Regions from separate parts of the Homo sapiens genome. Here region 2 is linked to region 1. Evidence: chromatin loops called from intact Hi-C (ENCODE). Cell type or tissue: endothelial cell of umbilical vein. All regions are shown on one strand. Each heading gives the region's core, and the rest is flanking DNA. Links, peaks and the distances in the headings are about the cores only. Region 1 has its middle 120 kb from the start of NFIA-AS2. Region 2 overlaps NFIA-AS2 (NFIA antisense RNA 2).

Region 1 (12,145 bases), core at 2,312-10,311:
AAGTAGAAAAAGGGTTTCCACATCCATGTTTGGCAATTTTCCACCTTTTCCCTAATGGCCAGGTGTAGGTTCCTCTCCTACTCTCTCCACCTCTCCTTATCCTGTTCAGAGCTTGTATTTACAGTTAAGAACTTTCGTTTGTCTCTCCCCTACTTTCCTTTCTCCCACTTGTTCTTCATTCCTATATTTATTCAACTTCCCTTATAATCCATACACTGTGCTAATGACTAAGTGGGTACACTTATCACCAAGACAGAAGCTTACCTTTATGGCACTTGACCTTGGAGCAGACAGTCTTGTACCCAAGTTGTCCCAATTCTTTGTGATAGATCCTATGATGGGAACATATAGGGTGCTAAGAGAGAGCAGAAAAGGGGTACCTCGCTTAGTATGGAGGTGGCGGTAAGGGGGGGTTTGTTGCATTTCCTGCAACTAGTAACAGCGAAGCTACTTTGGTTTGAAGGATGACAAGGCGTATGGCAGATAAAGGCAGATGCTGGGGAGGAGGGGTAGAAGGAGTGTTGTAGCTAAAAGAATAACAGAAAAGACCTGAGGGAGAGTCTAGTAGCATCACACCCCTGAAAACTGTCCAGTGTGGCTAGAGATCCCCACATTTCCTGATCATTGTATTCTCCCTGAAGATGCATCTATAGTCCACCTACTATTTTTTATATGGCTCATGAACTAAGAATGATTTTTACATTTTTTAAATGGTTGGATAGAAAATGAAAAGAAGAGTCATATATTGTGACACATATAAATAATATAACATTCAAATTTCAGTGCCCATAATAAAGTTTATTGGACATAGTCATGTCCTTCATTTCTGTATCATTTATAGCTGCTTTTGTGCTATAATGGTAGAGTCGAGTAGTTATGATGGAGACCATAAGGCCTGAAAAGCCTAAAATATTTACTATCTGGTCCTTTACAGAAAAAGATTTGCTGATCCATGGCCCAGTGGATGGGGCTTGGGGCTTGGATTAAAACAGGCTTGGACTCAAATCCTGGCTGTTCAACTTCTACTGGTGTGACCTTTAGCAAATTTCTTAAAGTGTCCATGTCAGTTTGCTCATTTGCAAAATGGTAATAATAATACTTCACAGCCTTGTGAAGATTGAGGAAAATATTGTTATATAAAGCTCCTGGGAATATTAAGTGCCGAAATATACTTATTTATTAAAAATAGTTAATGACAATTTCAACTGCTTTGAGCTATTAATAACATTTGTGATAAGATAAATATGATAACATTTTGAACTGCTGTGTTCATTGCCATAATGACTGCTTTGGGAATTATCAGTCAAAAAATATTTTCTGTTAATAGATCAATGAGGAAAGAGAAAGTCATATTTGTGAGAGCGAGAGTCGAAAGCTGCTGCCAGAACTCCTCAAAATAATAATTACAGTTAAAATTAAGTGCCTGCAATGACACAATGCTGAGTACTTTACATGCATTGTCTCATCTGATCATCACTTCAAACCTATGAAGCAGCTACTGTCATTCATTTTTATAGATGGAGAGACTGAGGCTTAGAGGGGTAAAGTTAATTCAAGTTGCACAGACAATAGGAGGTACAGTCATGGCTGGAACCCAGGAGAGTCTAATGCCAAAGTTTCTGTCATAACCACTCTGCTTTTGGAAACATCTGATGAAAAGCAGAGATTCATATTTCAGGGCCCAAAACTGTTCCTGGTGGCTGGCACAGTGGCGTATCATTCTGAGTTGAGCTCTGTAGAAGTTTCCAGTTAGAAAAATGCTATTGCAACTGCCTATATTCACTCTTGAGTCAGTTTCTCAGAAGAAAGCCAGTGAGAACTACAACCAAGATTGTGTCTTGAGAGTTGTCTTATTAGGAGTGGTCTTGTATGTAATCTCTCTGTTACTTGGGTATGGGCACGTGGATGTGGCTATACTAGGGGTGGAAAAATGGGAGTATGTTTGGCTGTGTGATTGGGATAATATGTTGTAATTAATAAAATCTGTTTGGTCTCTAAGTATTATTTATAGACATGGTAATAAAAAATCAAACTATTACACACTCATACACAATAGTTTCAATTTGGTAATTGTGTGCGCATATGTATTTATTTTCAAAAAAGATGGGGAAGAACTATACCAAGATATTCAATAGGTATCTGCCTCTAGGTCAAAGAAATAATGGCAAATATTATTTTATCTATATTTCTATTTCCAGAATTTTAAATGATGTTTATGTAATTATGCATAAATAAAATATATGTGATTTGATGCTACATACCAAAAGACTTAAAACTCTTCAAATTCTTCAAATTCTTTTTTTTTGAGACGAAGTCTTGCTCTGTCGCCCAGGCTGGAGTACAGTGGTGCGATCTTGGCTCCCTGCAACCTCCGCCTCCCGGGTTCAAGTGATTCTGCTGTCTCAGCCTCCCGAGTAGCTGGGATTACAGGCATGCGCCACCACACCTGGCTAATTTTTTGTATTATTTTAGTAGATATGGGGTTTCACAGTGTTAGCCAGGATGGTCTCAATCTCCTGACCTCATGATCCACCCATCTCAGCCTCCCAAAGTGCTGGGATTACAGGCGTGAGCCACTGCGCCCAGCCAAAAATCTTCAAATTCTTAAACTCAATTCTACCTCTAGTATACTACCATACACATTGTTCAACCATTATATACACGGATATATGTTCATTTTAGTATTATTTGAAGTGGTGAACAAATTTAGAAAAAAATCTTCTGCATGGCATGACTACTTCAGAGCATATTATGTAGTCATGAAAGAAAATGTTATTTACAAATGGAAAATGCTTATGCTATAATATTGTGAAAAAAGCATGAGACAAAATTGAACATACAGAATGAGCACAATTTGGTGAAAACCCAACAATCTGTTCTTTAAGAGACAGAAGACATATTCCAGTGTTAAGAGTTGTTTATATAATTGGTAGGATTATAAATTTTTTCTCCTTTTTTGTTTCTGTGCAATTTCAAATGTTCGTTTAATTAATGTTAATAAATAATAAACAATGTTAACAAAAGTTCATTAATAAATAATGAAAACAACTTTGATATTAAAAAACCATTGAAACTGGAAATCTATTGGCTGGTGATTAGGCTTAAAAACTCCCTCTCCTTCCATAGCTCATTTGTGGGTACCTTCATCTGTTTCCTTTTATGGTTATCTGGGTGTTTTCCAGATTAGGCACAAGAACTTTAATGAAAATGCAAAGAACACTGAGCTGGGAATCAGGAGATGTGGATTGTAGCCAGGGCCATGCCATTAACTCACTGTGTGCTTCGGGGTGAATCCATTTTCCTCCCAGGGCCTCAGTTTCTGTGTCTATAAAATGAGGAGCTCTGGTTCCCTCCCACCCAACACAACTCAACACACACAGTTCTACTTTTATGGTTTTGTTATTGGGTTTACTGGAAAATTTTAAGTGAAAAATTATTCCTCTGTTAGTTAAAGTTTGAAAAACCGTTGGAATGGATGATCTAGATTAGTATAGATGACTAACTGCTTTTAGATTGTAGCTATTGTTTATATCTCTCTTTAAAAATTTATTTTTTATTGTGTTGAAAAACATAAAATCTACCTTATTAACCATTTTTAAGTGTACAGCATAGTATTGTGAACTATATACACATTGTTGTACAGCAGATCTCTAGAACTTTTTCATCTTGCATGACTGAAACTCTATGACCATTGATCAGCAACTCCCCATTTTTTCCTAACCCCATCCACTTTGAGGTTTTTAATTACCGATCCAATTTTCTTACTAGTTATAGGTTTGTTCTTACTAGTTTAGGTTTGTTCTTTTTATTTCTTCAGCATTCAAACTTGGTAGGTTAAATGTTTCAGGAATATCCATTTCTTCCAGGCATATAATTTGTTGGCATATAATTTTTGTTAGTTATATCTTACAATTATTGTTATTGATGTAGCATCAATTGTAATATTTCCTCTTTCATTTTTGATTTTATTTAGGTCTCCCTCTTTTTTTCTTAGTATAGCTAAAGGTTTGTCATTTTTGTTGATCTCTTAAAAAGCCAACTCTCAGTTTCATTGATTTCTTTCTGTTGTTTACTATTCTCTATTTCTGTTATTTCTGTTATAATCTTTGTTTTTTCCTTCATTTCTGCTATCTTTGGTTTTAGTTTGCTTTTATTGTTCCTTATAGTTCTTATAGTTCCTTAAGATATAAAGTTAGGTTATTTATTTGAGATCTTTCTTCTTTTTTAATGTAGGCATTTATCACCACAAACTTTCTTCTTAGTATGACTTTTGCTTATTTGCATAAGTTTTGGTGTGTTGTGGTTTTGTTTTTATTTGTCTTAAGATATGTTCTAGTTTTCCTTTTAATTGCTTCTTTGGTCCCTTGGTTGTCCAGAAGTATATGATTAACTTCATGTACTTGTGAATTTCCCAGTTTTCCTTCTGTTATTGATCTCTAGTTTTCATTCCATTGTGGTTGGAAATTGGTATGATTTCAGTCTTTTCAAATGTGTTAATACTTGTTTGGTAGCCTAATATGTGATCTATACTGGAGAATGTCCATGTGAACTTGAGAAGCATGTGAATTCTGCTGCTATTGGGTGGAATGTTCTTTATCTGTCTATTGGATCTATCTGATTTATAGGGTTGTTCAAGTTTACTCTTTTCTTATTGATTTTCGGTCTGGATGTTCTAGCCATAATTGAAAGTGAGGTATTCAAATCTTCTACTATGATTGCATTGCTGTCTGTTTCTCCTTCAGTTCTATTAATATTTGCTTCATGTTTTTGGGTGCTCTGATGTTGGGTGCATATACATTTATAGTTGATTTATCTTTCTGGTGAATTGGCCCCTTTTTATAATTATATGATGTCCTCTTTTGTCTACTGTGTCAGTTTTTGACTTAAAGCTTATTTTTTCTGTTATAAATATAGCTACCTCTGCTATATTTTGGTTACCATTTTCATGGAATATATTTCTTCTATCCTTTTCTTTCAGCCTGCATATGTCTTTAAATCTAAAGTGAGTTTCCCATAGGCAGCATATAGTGAGATCTTGATTTTTAAAAATCCATTCAGCCACTTGATGTCTTATGATCGGGAATTTAATCCATTTACATTTAAAGCAATTACTTATAGAGAAGGACTTAAGATTGACATTTTATTAATTGTTTTCTGTCTTGTAGCTTTTTGTTCTTTTTCTTTCTCTCTTTGTGTTGTCATTTTGGTAGTGACATGTTTTGAATCATTTCTTAATTTCCTTTATGTATCTTCTATGTGTATTTTCTTTGTAGTTAACATGATGCTTACACAAAACACTTATAGTTATAACAACCTACTTTAAGCTGATAACAACTTAACTGCAATCACATACAACTTTACTCTTTAACTTCTTTCTCCTTCACGCTTTGTGTTAACTCTTATACTATAATTAAAAGTGATTTATGGACCACCATTACAATATTCTGTATTCGTTTATAGATTTACCTTTACCAGCAAGCTTTATACTTTCACATGTTTTTGTGTTGCTCTTTAGCATCCTTTTCTTTCAACTTGAAGGACACTCTATAGCATTGCCTGGAAGTCTAATGGTGAGGAACTCCTTCAGCTTTTATCTGGGAAATTCAGTGTTTCTGCTTCATTTTTGAATGTCAGTTTTGCCATATTCTTTTTTTTTTTTTTTTTACTTTTAGCACTTTGAATATATTCTCTTATTTCCTGCTGGCCTGCAAGGCTTCTGCTGAGAAACCCATTGATATTCTTATGTAGAATCCTTTTCATATGGTGAGTAGCTTTCCTCTTCCCACTTTCAAAATTCTCTCTTTGTCTTTGACTTTTGGCAATTTGATTGTAATGTAGACTTTTACAAGTTTATCTTAATTGGGATCCTTTAGGCTTCTTTTATCTGTATGTCCATTTCCTTCCCCAAATTTGGGAAAATTTCAGCCATTGTGTCTTCAAATAATCTTTATGCCATTCTCAATCTCTCTCTCTCTCTTTCCCTCATTTCCTTCTGGAATAGCCATAATGTGTAATTAGTCTGCTTGATGGGGTTCCATAAGTCCCTTAGACTTTCATCATTCATTTTCATTTCTTTTTCCTTTTGTTCTTCTGACTAGGTAATCTGAAATGATCTGTTTTCGAGTTTGTTGATTCTTTTTTTCTGCTTCATCACTTTTATTTTTGAACCCCTCTAGTGAAATTTTCAATTCAGCTCTTGTGTTTTTAAGCTCCAAAATTGCTGTTGTTTATTTAAAATTTTTTCTCTTTGTTGATATTCTCATTTTGTTCATTTACCATTTTTCTAACATCTTTGTGATGGTTATTTTGAATTCTTTGTCAGGTACTTCATATAACTCTATTTCTTTAGGGTTGGTTACTAGAGATTTATTTTGTTCCTTTGATTGAGATATGTTTCCATATTTCTTTATGTGTCTTGTAACTATATTGGTATTCATGCATTTGAAAAACAGCCATCTCTCCTAGTCTTTACTCACTGACTTCATACAGGGAAATAACTTCACCAGTTATTTCAGCTAGAGGTTGTGAGGGCCTCTCACATCTTTTCTGGAGATGTGTTTTCTCTGGTTTCTCCCAATTAGAGAGGTTTGCAAGTTGTTTTTTTCAGAGCTTGTAATCTCTTGCTCCCTCTGGTGTCTATCTGTAGTATTATAAGTTTTCTGGTGCAACCACAAGCAACTGAGTTTTTAGGTTTTTTTTTTTTTTGGTCCCTCTGGCCCTAAGCAAACAAGGTATGTTGGTTTCCCATTAGGACTCTGAATCAGATGAGGCAAAAACTCGTCCCTCAGGAAGCCCCCTGAAAAGGCAGAATGCTAGACACACATACCACCCTCCTGTTTTTTCCCAGGGAAAAAGCCACAGCTAGGTGCTTACTCTTGATTACAACAAGCCCTGCTAATTTCTATCTGTGATATTACAAGTTCTCTGGCACTGCCACAAGCCGCTGACTCTCTTTTGCTCTCTGTGGCTCCCAGGCATCCAATGTATGTCAGTTCCCATGAATCTTCCGAGTCAGGTGAGACAGAAACCAGTTCCTTGGGCAGCCCCTCAAAAGCTGAAACTTTGAACATACATTTCATTCTTTTCTCTACCTGTCACAAAAGAAGCTGTATGTTGGGCTTTTCCTCCCAGAGATGTGCTGGCTTGGGGGAGGGGCTGACATAGTTAATGAAATAAATTTCTTATCCATTTCAATGCAGCTGCTCTTGGCTTTGAGATTGCCTGGGGGTATTGTGACTTCCTAACTGATTTCTAGGTTCTCATAAAAACTTTTTGTCTGTGTATTGTTGTTTAGTTAATGTTTCTGTTGGGGAATGGGGTCTGGGGTTTCCTATTCCCCCATCTTGATGATGTCATTCTTCTATATCTCTTAAATAATGAGAAATTAAAACTTGCTCACTCCACACTCATATGTGCAAAGACACACACACACCTTATTATCCTACCTATGGCCTCCTTTTTATTTACGCAGTTCTCCCCCTAATGTATCCTCTCTCTCAGCGTTGCCCAGCAAGTATGCCCCAAGGTCCCATGAATAGATTTAATAACATCTTTAGACCTAAGCCATAGGAATCCCTGCTCTAGACCTTGTATTGAAAGATAATACATACCACAAATACAAAAAGACAGATTTATTTAAGAGCACATGGGCACCTCTGTCACTCAGGATCTGTTGTTGAGGGCTGACATATGCAACCGTAAACATTTGTTCTTACAAGTAACATCTTCTGGACCTCAAAGAAAAACTTTTTTTTTTTTTTAAATATCTCTTAATATACGTCCCTGAAACATGCTTTAAAGGTTTGTGGTTTGTGTCATTGCCAATGTTGAAGCTAGTCCCTATTTTAGAATGTGGGAAATATTTGAACAACTGAAGCATTTAGGTAAAAGAAGAGGCGAATTAGTCAATTTGTCCAATCTTTCTTTTCAAAAAGCTTTAATATGGATATTCCTGCTCAATAAAGAATCACTTCCCAGTGACATATAGGGTACTTTCTCTTGCTTCTCTGTCTTCTGGTTCTGGAGATACATCAGTTGGTATGGTATTTATAGGAGTTACAGGTGGCAGATGAAGAACTATTAACTTTGTAATAGTTAAAATTTATATTACCCTGAAATTTATATATAGGAAGAAGTAACATGTACGATGTCTGATACTGATTCTTCACCTTTCTATTAAATCTGGTTACTGTTTTTAAAATGGTGAAAATCATGAGACAAGTGATAATTTATACAATGAAATTATAATAGTTTGTAAAGCTTTCTATGATAGTGATAATTTATCATATGTAATCCCACTATAATGTTTGCATATTCTACCTAAAATTTAAAGATCTTTCTAAATCTAAGATAATAATCTAATTATTTTAATAATTTTATTGATAATGCCAGTTTCTCCTGCCTCTGAAGAGTGAGTTTTCTCTAAACTGAAATTAGTATAAACTTACCTAAGAACTACAGTGACTCAGGAATAATTGTGTAATTTGGTGTTACTACTAAAGGAACAAAAATTATATGACAATCTTGATTATAATAGCATAAATTTTTTTTTGCCAAAATGAAGGAAAGAAAATTTTGTGGAATTAGTGTATAGCAATTTATAAATTATGTATTCCTTTATTTTAGTAGTCAACAAACATCAACCACTTATTAGTAGAACAGTGGTTTATTTTCAGTGACATAAAAATAATAGCTTCACACATATTTTTATTTTTGTTTCTATTAAAGTATATTTGTCAATGTAGGGATATAGAAGGCAGTTTATGCAACAGTTTACTAGTTTGATTATGAATTTTGAATTTAGACATCCAGTATATGGACCTCTAGCTATACTCTTGTCCTGAACCCATAAAATGTTTGAACCTGGTCTGAATAGGTTATGGCATGACAGCCAACATTTATGACTACTGTGACACTGAAAGTGTCAATGAGCAGGTGTCTGGAAACGTGGAGCTGTACTTCAACATCCTGCTGATCATATCTATGGAGCTGTTTGAGGGTGCTCTAGAAGTGCAGTGCTCAGCTCAAGGAACATGAGTGAGGGGAATAGGATATGGTTGAGGGTCCTGGTATGGCATCTTCTTTTTGTACCCTTTGAGTGGCCTCAAGCAAGCTGCAGAATTACTACTCTAATCATGCGAGCATATTTATAGCTTCATCACTGTTTAAAATACTGGGTTTGAGAAAATTTGACTTATATCTATACCAATTCACATTTTCTTTCTTATTTTTTTAAGTTCCGGGGTACATGCGCAGGATATGCAGGTTTGTTACATAGGTAAACGTGTACCATGGTGGTTTACTGCACCTATAAACCCATCACCTAGGTATTAAGCCTAGCATACGTTAGTTATTTTACCTAATGCTCTCCCTCCCCCAACCTCACCCCCCGACTCCAGTGTGTGGTGTTCCCTTAGCGGTGTCCACGCTTTCCTATTGTTCAGCTCCCACTTATAAGTCAGAACATGCAGTGTTTGGTTTTCTGTTCCTGTGTTAGCTTGCTAAGGATAATGGCTTCCAGCTCCATCCATGTCCCTGCAAAAGACATGATTTTGTTCCTTTTTATGGCTGCATAGTATTCCATAGTGTGTATGTACCACATTTTCTTTATCCAGTCTATCATGGATGGGCATTTGGGTTAATTCCATGTCTTTGCTATGGTGAATAGTGCTGCAATGAACATATGTGTGCATGTATCCTTGTAATATAATGATTTATATTCCTTTGGGTATATACTCAGTAATGAGATTGCTGAGTCAAATGGTATTTCTGATTCTAGATCTTTGAGGAATCACCACACCACCTTCCACAATGGTTGAACTAATTTACATTCCCACCAACAGAGTAAAAATGTCCCTATTTATTCACAACCTTGTCAGCATCTGTTGTTACTTGACTTTTTAATAATCACCCTTCTGACTGGCATGAGATGGTATCACACCGTGGTTTTGATTGCATTTCTCTAATGATCAGTGATGTTGAGTTTTTTCATATGTTTGTTGGCTACATAAATGTCTTCTTTTGAGAAGTGTCTGTTCATGTCCTTTGCCCGCTTTTTATTTATTTATTTTTTCCTTGTAAATTTGTTTAAGTTCCTTGTAGATTCTGGATATTAGAACTTTGTCAGATGCATAGGTTCCAAAAATTTTCTCCCACTCTGGAGGTTGCCTGTTCACTCAGATGATAGTTTGTTTTGCTGTGCAGAAGCTCTTTAGTTTAATTAAATCCCATTTGTCAATTTTCACTTTTGTTGCAATTGTTTTTAGTGATTTTGTCATGAAATCTTTGCTTGTGCCTATGTTCTGCATGGTATTGCCTAGAGTTTCTTCTAGGGTTTTTAATAGTTTGGGGTTTTACATTTAAGTCTTTAATCCATCTTGAGTTAATTTTTCTGTAAGGTGTAATGAAGAGGTCCAGTTTCAATTTTCTGCATATGGCTAGCCAGTTCCCACAGCACCATTTATTAAATAGGGAATCCTTTCTCCACTACTTGTTTTTGTTAGATTTGTCAAATATCAGATGGTTGTAGATGTGCAGTCTTATTTCTGAGTTTTCTATTCTGTTCCATTCGTGTATGTATCTGTTTTTGTACCAGTACCATGCTGTTTTGGTTACTGTAGCCTTGTAGTATAGTTTGAAGTCCAGTAGTGGGATGCCTCCAGCTTTATTCTTTTTGCTTAGGATTGTCTTGGCTATATGAGCTCTTTTTTGATTCCATATGCATTTTAAAATAGTTTCTTCTAATTCTGTGAAGAATGTCAATGGTAGTTTAATGGGAATATCATTGAACCTATAAATTACTTTGGGCAGTATGACCAATTTCATGATACTGATTCTTCCTATCCGTGAGCATGAAATGTTTTTCCATGTTTGTGTTCTCTCTGATTTCCTTGAACAGTGGTTTGTAGTTCTCCTTGAAGAGGTCCTTCAGTTCCCTTGTTAGCTGTATTCCAGGTATTTTATTCTCTTTGTAGCAATTGCCAATTCACATTTTCAAAATAAATTTCATTATCTTTGTCAATGAAAGAAAAGAAGGCCCTTAAAATCTTATTAAAATTTTTATTTTTAATCGACAAATAATAATTGTAATTTGTATTACTTTAACTGTTTCACATTTTTTAACAGTTGTAAAAGTGGTTTGATTTTTTTTATCAACTACTTATAGAAGAGAGACTTCTTTTTCATAGTGATTATTAAGAATTTGAAGAGACTTAAAAAAAAATCTTGATAAAGACTGTGTGTAGTCCGGGTGCGGTGGCTCACGCCTGTAATCCCAGCACTTTGGGAGGCCCAGGTGGGTGGATCATTTGAGGTCAAGAGTTTGAAACTGGACTGGCCAACATGGTGAAACACCGTCTCTACTAAAAATGCAAAAATTAGCCAGGTGTGGTGGCACAGGCCTATAGTCCCAGCTATTCAGGAGGCTGAGGCAGGAGAATCGCTTGAACCTGGGAGGTGGAGGTTGCAGTGAGCCCAGATTGCGCCATTGCACTCCAGCCTGGGTGACAGAGCGAGACTCCATCTTGGGGGTTGGGGGGGCGGGCAGGGAAAGACTGTGTGTAACTATTTCAGGCACAAAAACATCTTATAATGAAGTTCTAGTCACAGACACAAGCTCCAGTCTTGCATTACAATATGTGAAAATATTTTTTAAAAATATAATTTCAACTTTTATTTTAGACTCAAATAGTATATGTGCAGGTTTGTTACGTGGGTATATTGTGTGATGCTGAGGTTTTGGGTACGAATGATCCCATCACCCAGGTAATGAGCATAGTACCCAATAGGGAGTTTGTGAAAATATTTTTGAAATTATAAATTCTAAATTTATAATCATTGCTAATGTTTTAAAATCATAGTTATATTATAATGAAAATTTATTTTCTAAAACCAAGCCCCATATTTTCATATACCAAGCCCCTAAATTTCTTCTAATTTACCCCAGTGTGCCTTATGAAATAGAATAATTTTCTACGTGTGCCATGACATACAAAACACTGGAATCCCCGCTTTATCTGATAAACAATCTTGGCAGCACTCTGTAGTCACCATGGGAGGTTTACAAAACACTCAGGCCTGGTCCACCCCAAGAATCTGATTTAGTTGGTCTGGTTTGGGGTGGGGGTTGGAAACTCAGTGTCCTCTC
Region 2 (12,145 bases), core at 1,550-9,549, 110 kb before region 1:
GTTAATCAATGGACATACAGTTTTAGTTAAGCAAGATGAGTGAGTTCTAGAGATCTGCTGTACAACGCTTTACCTATGGTCAATAATACTGTATTGTGTGCTTAAAATTTTGCTAAGAAGGTGGCCCTCATGTTACGTGTTCTTACAAAGTTAAAAAGGAAAAAAGTAATGGGATTGGCTCACTGGAGGAGAAGCTGTTGGCTTGCATCCTGCCTGCCCTGATGAAGGGAATGGTCAGGGGCTTGTTTCTCTGCTGGAGTTCAGGCGGGTCTGTCTGAGCCATGGGTCTGGAGGAGGCCTGCATAGGCAGCATGCCATAGGTTTCTCTGGCTTCCTGAGAACAGAGCCTGATAATGATGGAGAAATGAGAGCTTCCCACTCCTTCTTCTGTTTACATTAGAACAGCCAAGTGTTTCTTCAACCATCCACCATTCCCTTATGTCACATGTCTTCTGAAGACACTTTACCTCTTCAGTGAGGCAAGAGCAGCAGCATGAAGGTATTTGAACACTAGATTGTGCCTTGTTCTTCAGTCAGCCAAACTTTTCCCTAGCCATGTTCTAGGCCTTGATGTCTTCACGAAACCTCACCTTCCAACATCTCACTCTGGCCACAGCCCCCTGTCCTGCTACTTCTCTTACTCCTCTCTCTTCTCACAGCCTTGTCTGGCCTCTGGTCCAGAGATGGCCAATGCCTGGTGTGATTGTTGCCACTCTTTCCAGCTCATTGAGAACCTCACAGACTGATCATGCCACTCTCCTATTAAACCCAGAGGTTGCTTTGGGATCCTTCTCAGCACAGGTTCCATCAACTGGAGTTGATGCGTGAGATGAAAACTATTTGCCATTCCAGCTCCAACTCCTTGATCCACTTTCTCTCAGTCCATCAGGCAGGACAGACTCCACACACTTGCATTTGAACTCTTCATGGCACCCCTCCCCTTCCCTTGCACACGCACATGCTCTGTCTGTCCAATGATGTGTTCTCTCCACTTTCTCTACTCTCATGCCCAGAGCACTAAGTATTTTTGGAGTATTTTGCATTATGATGTGTAGTTAATGCCACATAAAAATTTGTGGTTTCTACTTTGGAACTGTCTTTTATTTGTTCTTTATTAGTATCTTCTTGCATTTCCCAGAGAAGCCTTCCAGAGCCTATCTTGCCTTTTCAGTTCCCCAAACCACACCACCTCCCCTCCTTGTCTGTCAACCTCACCTCCCATTTCCCTGAGAAAACTGGCAGAGGCTCCCTATGCCTCCGCCCCTGCCTTGTCCCCCACCCTCTGCCCACATGCACCCTGTCTCTCCCTTTGAGAATCTTTGTTATCTTCCTGCCTAGAGTGCTGTGGCTTCCCCCTTCTTTCTCCTGAGATGTTCCCTTTTCTTCCACACTCAGCAAAGGGTCATTTCCTTGACAAAACTTTCCTTTGCTAACTGACCCTCACCACAGGCAGGCTGGGAAGTTCCCTCCTCTCTCTTCCCTCCGTATCTCGTATATACCTATATTAAGGTATTAATTCCAGGGAATTGTCATCTCTCTCTCTCTTCTAGTCTAGTTTTCATCCCTGACTCTAACAGTATCTGGAATAGGGCAATGATTCAAGTTGTATTTATTGAGTGAATGAATGAATGCATTGGGAAACTGAGGCAGTGAATAGATTTTGCCCATCTCCTGGAATTGGTCATCTCCTTATCCTTCCTGTTAAATTTCACCATCTGCACTTCTCTTTTTAAAAATGATATTTATCATTTTCTATCATTGGTGTTACTTATCTATGTACAAGTCTTATCATTCCTACCACACTGCAGCTTCCTTGAGAGAGTTATCTAGATCGAAATCAACTATGTGTCTCCCAAAACGCAGTAAGTCACATGTGTTGTTTTTTCAATATTTGTTGGATGAATAATTCTTAAGTTATGCTTGTATTACTTAGAATAAGGGTCCAGTGCAGTCTTGTTGAATTAAACTGAATTTAATCCTTTGTCATAGATATGCTGATGTCGTTTGTTGTGACCCTACCCAAATCTCTTCCGGAATTGTAGTTCCCATAATACCCACATGGAGGTTGTGGGAGGGACCCAGTGAGAGGTAATTGAATCTTGGAAATAGTTACCCACATGCTGCTGTTCTTGTGATAGTGAGTTCTCACAAGATCTGGTGGTTTTATAAAGGGCTTTTCCCCATTTTGCTAGACCCTTCCCCTTCCTGCCATCATATGAAGAAGGACGTGTTTGCTTCCCCTTCCACCATGATTGTAAGTTTCTTGAGGCCTCCTCAGCCATGCAGAACTGTGAGTCAATTAAACCTCTTTCTTTTATAAATTACCCAGTCTCAGGCAGTCCTTTTTAGCAGCACGAGAATGGACTAATACAGTAAATTGATACCAGGTAGTGGGGTGCTGCTATAAACATACTTGAAAATGTGGAGGTGACTTTAGAGCTGGGTAACAGGCAGAGGGTGGAAGAGTTTGGAGGACTCAGAAGAAGATAAGAAGATGTGGGAAAGTTTGGAAATTCCCAGAGACTTGTTGAATGGCTTTGACCAAAATGCTGATAGTGATATGGACAATGAAGTCCAGATTGAGGTGGTCTCAGATGGAGATGAGAAATTTATTGGGAACTTGAACAAAAGTAATTCTTGCTATCCTTTAATGAAGAGACTGGTAGCATTTTGTCTCTGCCCTAGAGATCTGCAGAACTTTGAACCTGAGAGAGACAATTTAAGGTATCTGGTGAAATAAATTTTTTAAGCAACAAGGTGTTCAAGAGGTGACTTGGGTCTGGGCGCGGTGGCTCATGCCTGTAATCCCAGTACTTTGGGAGGCTGAGGTGGGCAGATTACTTGAGGTCAGGAGTTCTGAGACCAGCCTGGCCAACATGGTGAAACCCTGTCTCTACAAAAAATATAAAAATTAGCTGGGTGTGGGCCAGGTGTGGTGGCTCATGCCTGTAATCCCAGCACTTTGGGAGGCTGAGGTGGGCATATCATGAGGTCAAGAGATTGAGACCATCCTGGCCAACATAGTGAAACCCTGTCTCTATTAAAAATACAAAAATTAGCTGGGCTTGGTGGCGCACACCTATAGTCCCAGCTACTGGGGAGGCTGAGGTAGGAGAATTACTTGAACCTGGGAGGCAGAGGTTGCAGTGAGCTGAGATTGTGCCACTGCACTCCAGCCTGGTGACACAGCAAGACTCTATCTTAAAAAAAAAAAAAAAAATTAGCTGGGTGTTGTGGTACACACCTGTAATCCCAGCTGCTTGGGAGGCTGAGGCAGGAGAATTGCTTGAGCCTGGGAAGCAGAGGTTGCAGTGAACTGAGATTGTGCCACTGCACTCCAACCTGGGTGACAGAGTGAGACTCCTTCTTGAAAAAATAAAATAAAATAAATAAATAAAAGAGGTGACTTGGGTGCTGTTAAAAGCATTCAGTTTTATGTATTCACAAATATATTGTTTGGAAATGGAACTTATGTTTAAGAGGGAAGCAGAACATAAAAGTTTGGAAAATTTGCGGGCTGACAATGTGATAGAAAGAAAAATCCATTTTCTGAGGAGAAATTCAAGCTGGCTGCAGAAATTTGCATAAGTAATGAGGAGCCACATGTTAATTGCCAAGACAATGGGAAACATTCTCCAGGACATGTCAGAGACCTTCACAGCTGTCCCTCCCATCACAGGCCAGGGAGCCTAGGAGGAACAAATGGTTTTGTGGGCTGAGCCCAAGGCCTTGCTGCTTTGTGTAATCTCAGGACTTGATGCCCTGCATCCCAGGCATGGCTAAAAGGGGCAAAGATACAGATGGGGTGTGGCTTCAGACGGTGCAAGCTTCTAACCTTAGCAGTTTCCATGTGGTATTGAGCCTGTAGGTGCACAGAAGTCAAGCACTGAGGCTTGGGAACCACTCCCTAGAATTCAGAGGATGTATGGAAATGCCTGGATGTCCAGGCAGAAGTTTTGTGTCAGGGACGGAGCCCTCATGGAGAACCTCTGCTAGGGCAGTGTGGAAGGGAAATGTGGGGTTGGAGCCCCTACACAGAGTCCCTACTGGAGCACTGCCTAGTGGAGCTATGAGAAGAGGGCTACTGTCCTACAGATCCCCAGAATGGTAGATCTGCTGACAGCTTGCACCATGCACCTGGAAAAGCTTCAGACACTCACTGCCAGCCCATGAAGGAAGCTGGGAGGGGGGCTGTACCCTGAAAAGCCACAGGGGGAGAGCTCCCCAAGGCTGTGTGAGCCCACCTCTTGCATCAGTGTGACCTGGATGTGAGACATGGAGTCAAATGGACCATTTTGGAGCTTTAAGATTTGACTGCCCTGCTGCATTTTGGACTTGCATGGAGACTGTAGCCCCTTCATTTTTGCCAATTTCTTCCATTTGGAACAAGTGTATCTACCCAATGCCTGTATCCCCATTGTATCTTGGAAGTAACATGTTTTTGATTTTATAGGCTTATAGGTGGAAGGCACTTGCCTTGTCTTAGATGAAACTTTTGACTTGGACTTTTAGGTTAATGCTGGAATGAGTTAAAACTTTGGGGGACTGTTGGGAAGGGATAATTATGTTTTGAAATGATGTGAGGACTTGAGATTTGGGAGGGACTGGAGAGAAATGATATGGTTTGTCTGTGTCCCCACCCAAATCTCCAAATCTCACCTTGTGTTGTAGTTCCCATAATCCCCATGTGTTGTGGGAGGGACCCAGTGGGAGGTAATTGAATTATGGGGGAGGTTACCCCATGCTGCTGTTATTGTGATAGTGAGTGAGTTCTCAAGAGTTATGTTGGTTTTATAAGGGGCTTTTCCCACTTTTGCTTGGCACTTCTCTTTCCTGCCATCATGTGAAGAGGGTTGTGCTTCCTTCCCCTTCTGCCATGATTGTAAGTTTCCTGAGGCCTCCCCAGCCATGCAGAGCTGTGAGTCAATTAAACCTTTTTCTTTATAAATTACCCAGTATTGGGCAGTCCTTTATAGCAATATGAGAACAGACTAATACATATGCCTAAATATCTGAAAAGGCCTGAAAGCTGACTGAATTGTTAAGTTCATGAGGGCAGGGCTGGTGTGCCTATCTTGTTTAATATTGTTCCTAGCAGAATGATGAATACTAAATAAATATTTGTTGATGAAATAATGGACAACTTTTACCCTACCCTTAGGAATTAGCAAACTCAAGTAGCTGAGAATAATTCTAGAACCACTTTTTATGAAGTTCTCTAGAGTGGACAACATTTTTTCCCTGAGTACAACTAACAAACCAAATGTCAGGAGGGGAGGTTGTCATAAGCCATTCACTCTGTTCCTTTGTTCATTTGATGAATAAAATTCCTTTTTATTTAGAATAGAGGTAGAATTTTTTTAATCCTGGACTCTGGCATGGTGTTTGAGTCCCCAGAATCACTAGCTCAGACTGACAGACATGTTATCCTTCCTGCTTAAACACTTTCCTTAATAGATGGCGTCTGGTGCCCTTAAACGCAAGTGCATTCCCACATGGGAGAGTGGCCATATTTCAGCTGTAGTGATGGGGTGGGCAGTGCTCTGTCAGATCAATTATGTACAAAGGTCATCTTCTCTAAGGTTCTCTCAATTTTTTTTTCTCCTGACAGTTCACCTTGTGCCCAACCTTCTGTCTCCCTGAGTCAGACCTGCAGACGATTGCATGCCACCAGCTGTCTTCACTCCTGAGAACATGACACAAAGGAATGCTCCCTGTCAAGTTCTTCATTATCCTTCTGATGAATTTCCCCTGGTTTAAACAAGTTGGTGGTAGACAGACCTTTCTCGCATTTTCACAGACGTGCCAGGAGGAAACCCAGCGTCTCTCAGTTTCCTTTAAATATATGAGGTGGTATCTTATTGTGACCTCAACTTTCTTCTGTTTTCTATTCACCTCATTTTCTATTTCTTCTGAAGTAGTAATGCCACTTTGACCACAGTGAACAGGGCAAACCACCCCTGGGGCTGTTTAGAAGAGCAGGGAGTTCTCTGCCAGTGTCTTCTCTCTTCTGTCTGGGTCAGCCTGGGCAGTGGTCAGGGGAGCTGTCTGGCTTCCTAGCAGGTGTTGTTGTTTGTGAAACTTTATAAAACCCTCTCCTGGGGTGTGCAGAGGAGATGACGGCATCACATTCTGTTATTTCAGTGAAGTTTTTGTAGTCTGACTTGGCAGAAGCCGGTCAAAACATAATGAAAGCAGCTGGCAGGGGGGCACCATGTGGGAGTATCAGAAAGGCAGCAGCTCCTGTCCACTTCCAAAAGTGTAAAGTGGCAAGTCAGGTCAGCAATTTCCCCAGTTACATTCAGGATGTGGCCACTTCTTCATGTTGCTAACTTATACTTGATCTGAGCTAACATTATCGCTCCATCTGAAGTCCTGCAGTGGCCTCCCCTCTTGTCTCCCTGCAACTTCTTGTCCCCTCCAAACAGTAGTCAAAATTATGTTTTTATAATGCAAATCATTGAAAATAGTTCAAATGCTTCCATGGCTTCCTCTCTTAATTAGAATGAAACCTAATTTCTTGTGATGACCTGCCAGGCCCCCGAGACTTCACTGCCCCTCCTTTCAGACCTCCTCTTCTACCATTCCCTCACTCATCACTGCAGCCTCCTCCTCTTCTGTGGAGGCATCAAGTCCATTCCTGCCTTATGGCCTTGGCACTCGCTATTTCTCCTGCCTAGAAGGTGTTTTAACCAAACCTTTGCAAGGTTAGTACCTTCTTGTCCTTGAAGCCTCAGCTTATAGGCAACTTTCTTGGGTGAAACCTACCTGACCACCCAATATAAAGCAGACCCTCCCATTTTGCCCTGGTTTATTTTCTTCACTGTACTTCTCTCTTGCAGGATTCTTCTTATTTATCTTATATGTTCCTCTATTATCATCTGCTGTCTCCGAAAGAAATTATTCCCATGACAGCCTTTTTTGATCATCACTATATCCTCAGGGTTAAAAAAAATGCTTGTGGTACCGTCGGAGCTTAATAGGTATTTGTTGAACATTTGAATGAATGGATGTAGTCTTTGCATTCTTCTGTGTCTTCTTAGACTGCCACCTGTATTTTTCATTTATACTTTCTTTAAGACGTAGTTGATTAGAGTTTAGGACCTGGATTCTGACAACATTGTGTTCAGGGTCCCATTTTGCTGCATGCTAACTGAAGAACCCTTGGGCAAGTTAACTCTCCAAGCCTCAGTTAACTGATCTCTACAATGGGGATACTAATCATAGGGCCAACTTCTAAACTGGTTGTGAAGATCAACTGGTGTAATACTTGGTTGGCCCCTGACACACAGCAATTGCTGATTAAAAATAAAAATTTGGCCAATTTATGCAGGGTAGAGTGTATTCAACTCAAAGCCTTGAGAGGAAAAATAGAGGTCCACAGAAAATTTTAAATTATAGGCCTTGGTGCTAGAGTTATCTGGATTGTTTTTTTAAAATTTATTTTATTACAGGGTCTCACTGTGTCACCCAGGCTGGAGCACAGTGGTGCAACCATGGATCCCTGCAGCCTTGAGCTCTTGGGCTCAAGCAGTCCTCCCACTTCAGCCTCCTGAGCAGCTAGGACTACAGGTGCATGCCATCATGCCCAGCTAATTTTTTTTTTTTTTGCATTTTTTGTACAGACAGGATTTTACCATGTTGCCCAGGTTGGTCTTGGCCTTCTGGGCCCAAGTGGTCCTCCTGCCTCAGCCTCCCAAAATGCTGAGATGACAGGCATGAGCCACCAGGCCCAGCCGAGATCTGGGTTCTAATCCTAGTGCCACCATTTGAGTGTCTTCTTTAGTTTTTGATTCCTTCTTTGTAATGTGGAGAAACTTATGCACTCCTTGTAGGGTTGAGGTGAAGATTAGAGGTCATCTTTACCAAAAGGCCAAGCTGGTGCCTGGATTTGGGCTCAGTAAGCAGCAGCCACTCTGACTGTGTCCTTGCTTCCTGGGTGGTGAGGTTTGCAGTGTGGAGAGGCAGAAGGGAAGCAGACAATCTAGCAATCTGTGGAAATTTTTTTCGAATGCTTTGATAAGCTCAGGCCCAGGGGCTGTCTCATTTGACTTCCTCTTACTCACCTTCCTGTCTGGTTGGCAGTCACCAGGCTGGAAGCCATGCCATGGCCCCTCACTGGTGGGTCAGTATGTTTTATTTCCCCTCAGTCCTCTCTAATGAAAAGCACTCACATCCAGTAAATCTTTCTTTGCCCTTATTAAAGCACTTGATGTTGGTTATTGAGGTCTGTTCCAAGCTAGGTGAGAATCAATAAGGCGATCCACTTAATCACTTCAGCAATCAACAAGCTATTTTCTTAGCTTGCACTCTGGCCAGTGCCTACAGAAATCCAGGGGCTTATCAGGCCCTTTAACCCAGGGAGCTGCCTGGAGACTTTCCCTTTCTTTTCCCTCCTCCCTGTCAACCTCATGAAGTCCCAAGTGTTCTGAAACAGCCCTGCCCTCTGCTTGGTCTCAGGGCTGTGTTGGGTAAGATAATGACAAGCCTGTGCTTCTACTTGTACTCTTGCCATTAAGGGCTCCAACTGTCTCTGGGCTGTGGGCAGTCAATACCTGATTACAGATGGTCTCGTTTTGGCCATTGTGGCTTTGCACACTTGGGCAGGGCAACTGCTTAGAATGAGGGCGACCCTATTCCTACTGGGCCAAGCCTTTCTCCCACTTCAGTATTCAAATTTCGCTATAGCTGGGAAATCTTTTTGGAACTCCCAGGAAAAGGATCAGTCGTTTCCTCCTTGTAATGTTTTGAACATAGGTTTACTCTAAGGTATGCTGTACCATATTTGGGCTCTGTCCTGTTTTCCAGACAGCCTGTGATCTCCTTAAAGACTGGAGCTGTGTCTTAGTCATGTCTGCATTATCGAGACCACCCCAATGCCTGACCTGCAGGAGCTCAGTTGCACTTATTGAAAAGAAAGAAGGAAGGAAGGACAATAAGAAAGAAAGAATGAATTTTTTTTATAGTCCTGGAAAACAGCATGGTTTCAAGTCCTGGCATTGCCAATAATTGCAGGGTGACCTTAGGCAAGATATAGAATTTGTTTCAGCCTCAATTTCCTTATCTGTCAGTGAATTAGATAATCCCCCAAATTCTTTCCAGCTCAAACATTTTGTAATCTTATGCCTATAAACCTATGGTTCTCAACTCTTTCATACCCAAAGCCACTTTATATAACAAGTATTTTGAAATCTCCTTTTGCCAACATGAAATGAAATGACTGAATATTACAACCTACCTTCATCCAATTAGGAAAAAAAATGCTCTAACTATAATTTAAAGGGGAAATAAAAGGAAAACAATTTATGATAAAATAATACATATTCCTTTATGTAAAAGTATGGCTAATACCAGAAGATATGATGAAGGAGTCAGAGCCTTGTACTACTATGTTGAATCACTTTGAATGATGTGACAGCTACAAATGCAGAGTGATGCAGGTAGGTTACTTTGGTGCCTCATATGCCACGAGAAGTACTGATGTCATTAAAGTTCTAAACTAGCAGCACACAACATTTCCAGAATTGACATGGTAGTCACATTCCTGGAAAATTCAAGATATGTAAAGCAAAGGTAGATTTTAAGCTCAGATAATTAAAAACAGGCTTTTCAGCCATGTGAATATCTGTGGAACATTCAAAAGCTCTCTGGGAAGCAGGAAGATTCTTCATAGTTCAGAACTGTCCCTGCCATTGAAGATCTCTAGAATCCTTGGCTCCTGCCTACTATGAATCAGCAGGGCCTCCTTGTACCAACCAAGAACCTGCCCACCTACCAAATATTAAAAATGCTATCCACAAGGTGGTATCATTTCTTCCAGGAGCTAGTGCTCTAAGCTTTAAAATGTGCTGTGCAGAGCAGGCTTCAAGGATGAACAATCTGTGTAGTCATCAGGGTTCCCTGCTCTTTGAAGGACCCTGTGCCTGAATACTCTGTTGTTACTCTCCTGAATTTCTTAATGATTTTTGAATAAGGGACCTTATGTATTTGTTTTACGCCAGGCCCTGCGAATTATGTAGCCAGTCCTGGCTATGTATTATGATAGGATTGCTGTATTCCTAAGCATCTGAGAGTTGTTTAGTGTTGAAATGACTATTTTCCTTTGTCTAGTAGCTCTTTCTTTAAATTAGCTAGGATATCCTTAATTACTTTAATTAATTAATTTGTTCATTTATTAAACTAATACACATTGAACTTCTATTATACACCACGTAGACTCTGGAGTCAGAAGACCTGAACCACGATCCTGAAAGAGCTTATAGACTCTTGGATTCTCTGACTTTAACATGGAATTATTAATAATAACTCTCTTTACTTATTGTACAGAATAAGTGTGAATTTAAAAAGATATAGCATTTGGAAGTAAATTGTACACTGTGACATAAATGTCAGTTGCTAATTTTATTATTGTGCTACTCTTTATCTCTGGAGTAAAGTTTTCTCCTTTTTTTCAGTTAGATAGATCATGGAACATGATGCTCTTGGCAGAACACCAAATATGAACTTTCCTATAAAAATCAGAAAACAGAGTAATTGGGTTAAGCAAAATCTTTCAATTTGGGTGTTACTAGTTTAGACTTCATGATAACTCAAAATAATTTTATCAAATTTAAAAAAAGATACGTTAAATTGGGTTTGTCACATAATCATGGAAGCTTTTGGCTGATATAGATTTCAAAAAATTATCCAGTGCTTAAATCTTTTATAATATCCCTATTGAGTATTTACAGAGCCAGCTTTGCTTAATTCCTGTGATGTGTCCTTTGGAAGCATGTGTGCCCTATGCTAGGAACATTTAAAAAAGCAATTCAGCAACCTTTGTATGTGAATTACAAATTATTCTCATTCACTCATTAAAGCAGGGCAGGGCAGCATGCTTTCCACTAGGCAAGACTTACTTAATTTTGTTGTATTTTATAGTAACAAAATTTCTCTGAAAAGATATACTTTATAATTCACACTTTTCACAAATTCATTCAGTTCACCCCTAAGCACCTAATTTTTTAATAGTGAGGTATTACCATGTTATGAAGAAATTAAAAATGTAAGGAGTGACTTTCACAAGTATTAGAATCTACTGGGATATAGTTAGTTGGTTCAGAGATTATTAAGCAGCAACAATTTGTGCTTGGGAGTGAGATGAAAACTGGTCTTGCCTTAATTTGTTGGAGTCATGGGCTGAGTCACAGTAAGGTCCAGGCACGGGGTCATGTCAAGGCATGGTCCTAACTCTGTTATCTACAGGAAGAGAAAGGGCCGTTATACTTTGAGACTGGGGTTCTTTCCTTTGTGGTAGATTTATGAAAATAGAATTGAGAAGAGTCACATTTTCATATGGACTGCTGGCAGTATATGGTTTGTTCGTGACAATTTGAAAATGGATATCTTTTGATAACATTAATAAAATGACAGATTTTATTTAGATAGTTTTATATGCAAACCTACTTATATGCATATGGATGTGTGAGCGAACACGTGTGTTTGTAACAGGAGGCATGAAGAGGTGAAAGTTATGCCCTTTGATAACCCAGGTGGGATGGACTGTTGAATGGTTTCCTGTTGGAAGGACTTAAGCACCTTGCAAGCAGAAAGTGACTCTCCCTGTCCAAAGGGGTGCGAAAATTCTCCCATTGCTGAATCTCACAGGATAGAGAAACGATACAGCTCTCTGAAAAAGTGGAGTGGCAGGGGGTTCAGGTTAGGGAACAGGAAGCTGCAGGAAAATGCTGAAGGTGTTTTCAGAGTATGTTGGTGGGAATCAGAGTTTTCCCTAGAAATAAATTATTTAATGCTTGGGACCTAGTGTTTAAAGACTGAGTTCTAAGAAAGTGTGCAGGCAAAGACTAAGGGCTGCAAAGCAAGAAATGAGCATTCCTGTGTGGAAAGCTTGGGACAGGAGACTCGGGAGCCACAGGAAACGCAGAAAGACTGTTCTGTAGCCTCATTAGTTACACGATTCTTCAACCAACCTGCACCAGACTCACCGTGGAACTCATTAAAAATGCTAATTCCTCAGCCCCACTTCAGGTCTGGTGATTTTGGAATATGTAGTTTTAAGCAAGCTTCCTGGATGACTTTTAGTCACACTGAAGGCTGAGAATGAGGAGGAATGGAGTAATTATTGGTGTAATGCCTGTCTGCTCTC

The links. Hi-C counts contacts between places; a loop is a spot of excess contacts. Peaks named below come from ENCODE experiments on the same cell type or tissue, not always from the same donor. Only the 100,000 strongest peaks of a DNase experiment are listed, where the experiment ranks them.
Region 2: it touches region 1 in a loop (5-fold over the local background); 6 of 110 quality-filtered maps call a loop at or near these places.

Annotation. Positions count from the first base shown.
Region 1 is chr1:60,843,260-60,855,404 of GRCh38, reverse strand. No RefSeq gene overlaps it. Among named protein-coding and RNA genes, the nearest start is that of NFIA-AS2, 120 kb to the left of the region's middle. RefSeq lists an enhancer at 5,442-6,272. In endothelial cell of umbilical vein, for the core only: a CTCF peak has its summit at 6,627 (motif pointing left); a DNase peak (open chromatin) is centred at 6,624.
Region 2 is chr1:60,957,271-60,969,415 of GRCh38, reverse strand. NFIA-AS2 (NFIA antisense RNA 2) reads left to right here. Exons shown (of 7, transcript NR_110617.2): 2 at 5,612-5,850. Among named protein-coding and RNA genes, the nearest start is that of NFIA-AS2, 7.4 kb to the left of the region's middle. In endothelial cell of umbilical vein, for the core only: no CTCF peak of the experiment used is centred there; DNase peaks (open chromatin) are centred at 6,145 and 8,095; H3K27ac peaks cover 4,476 bases.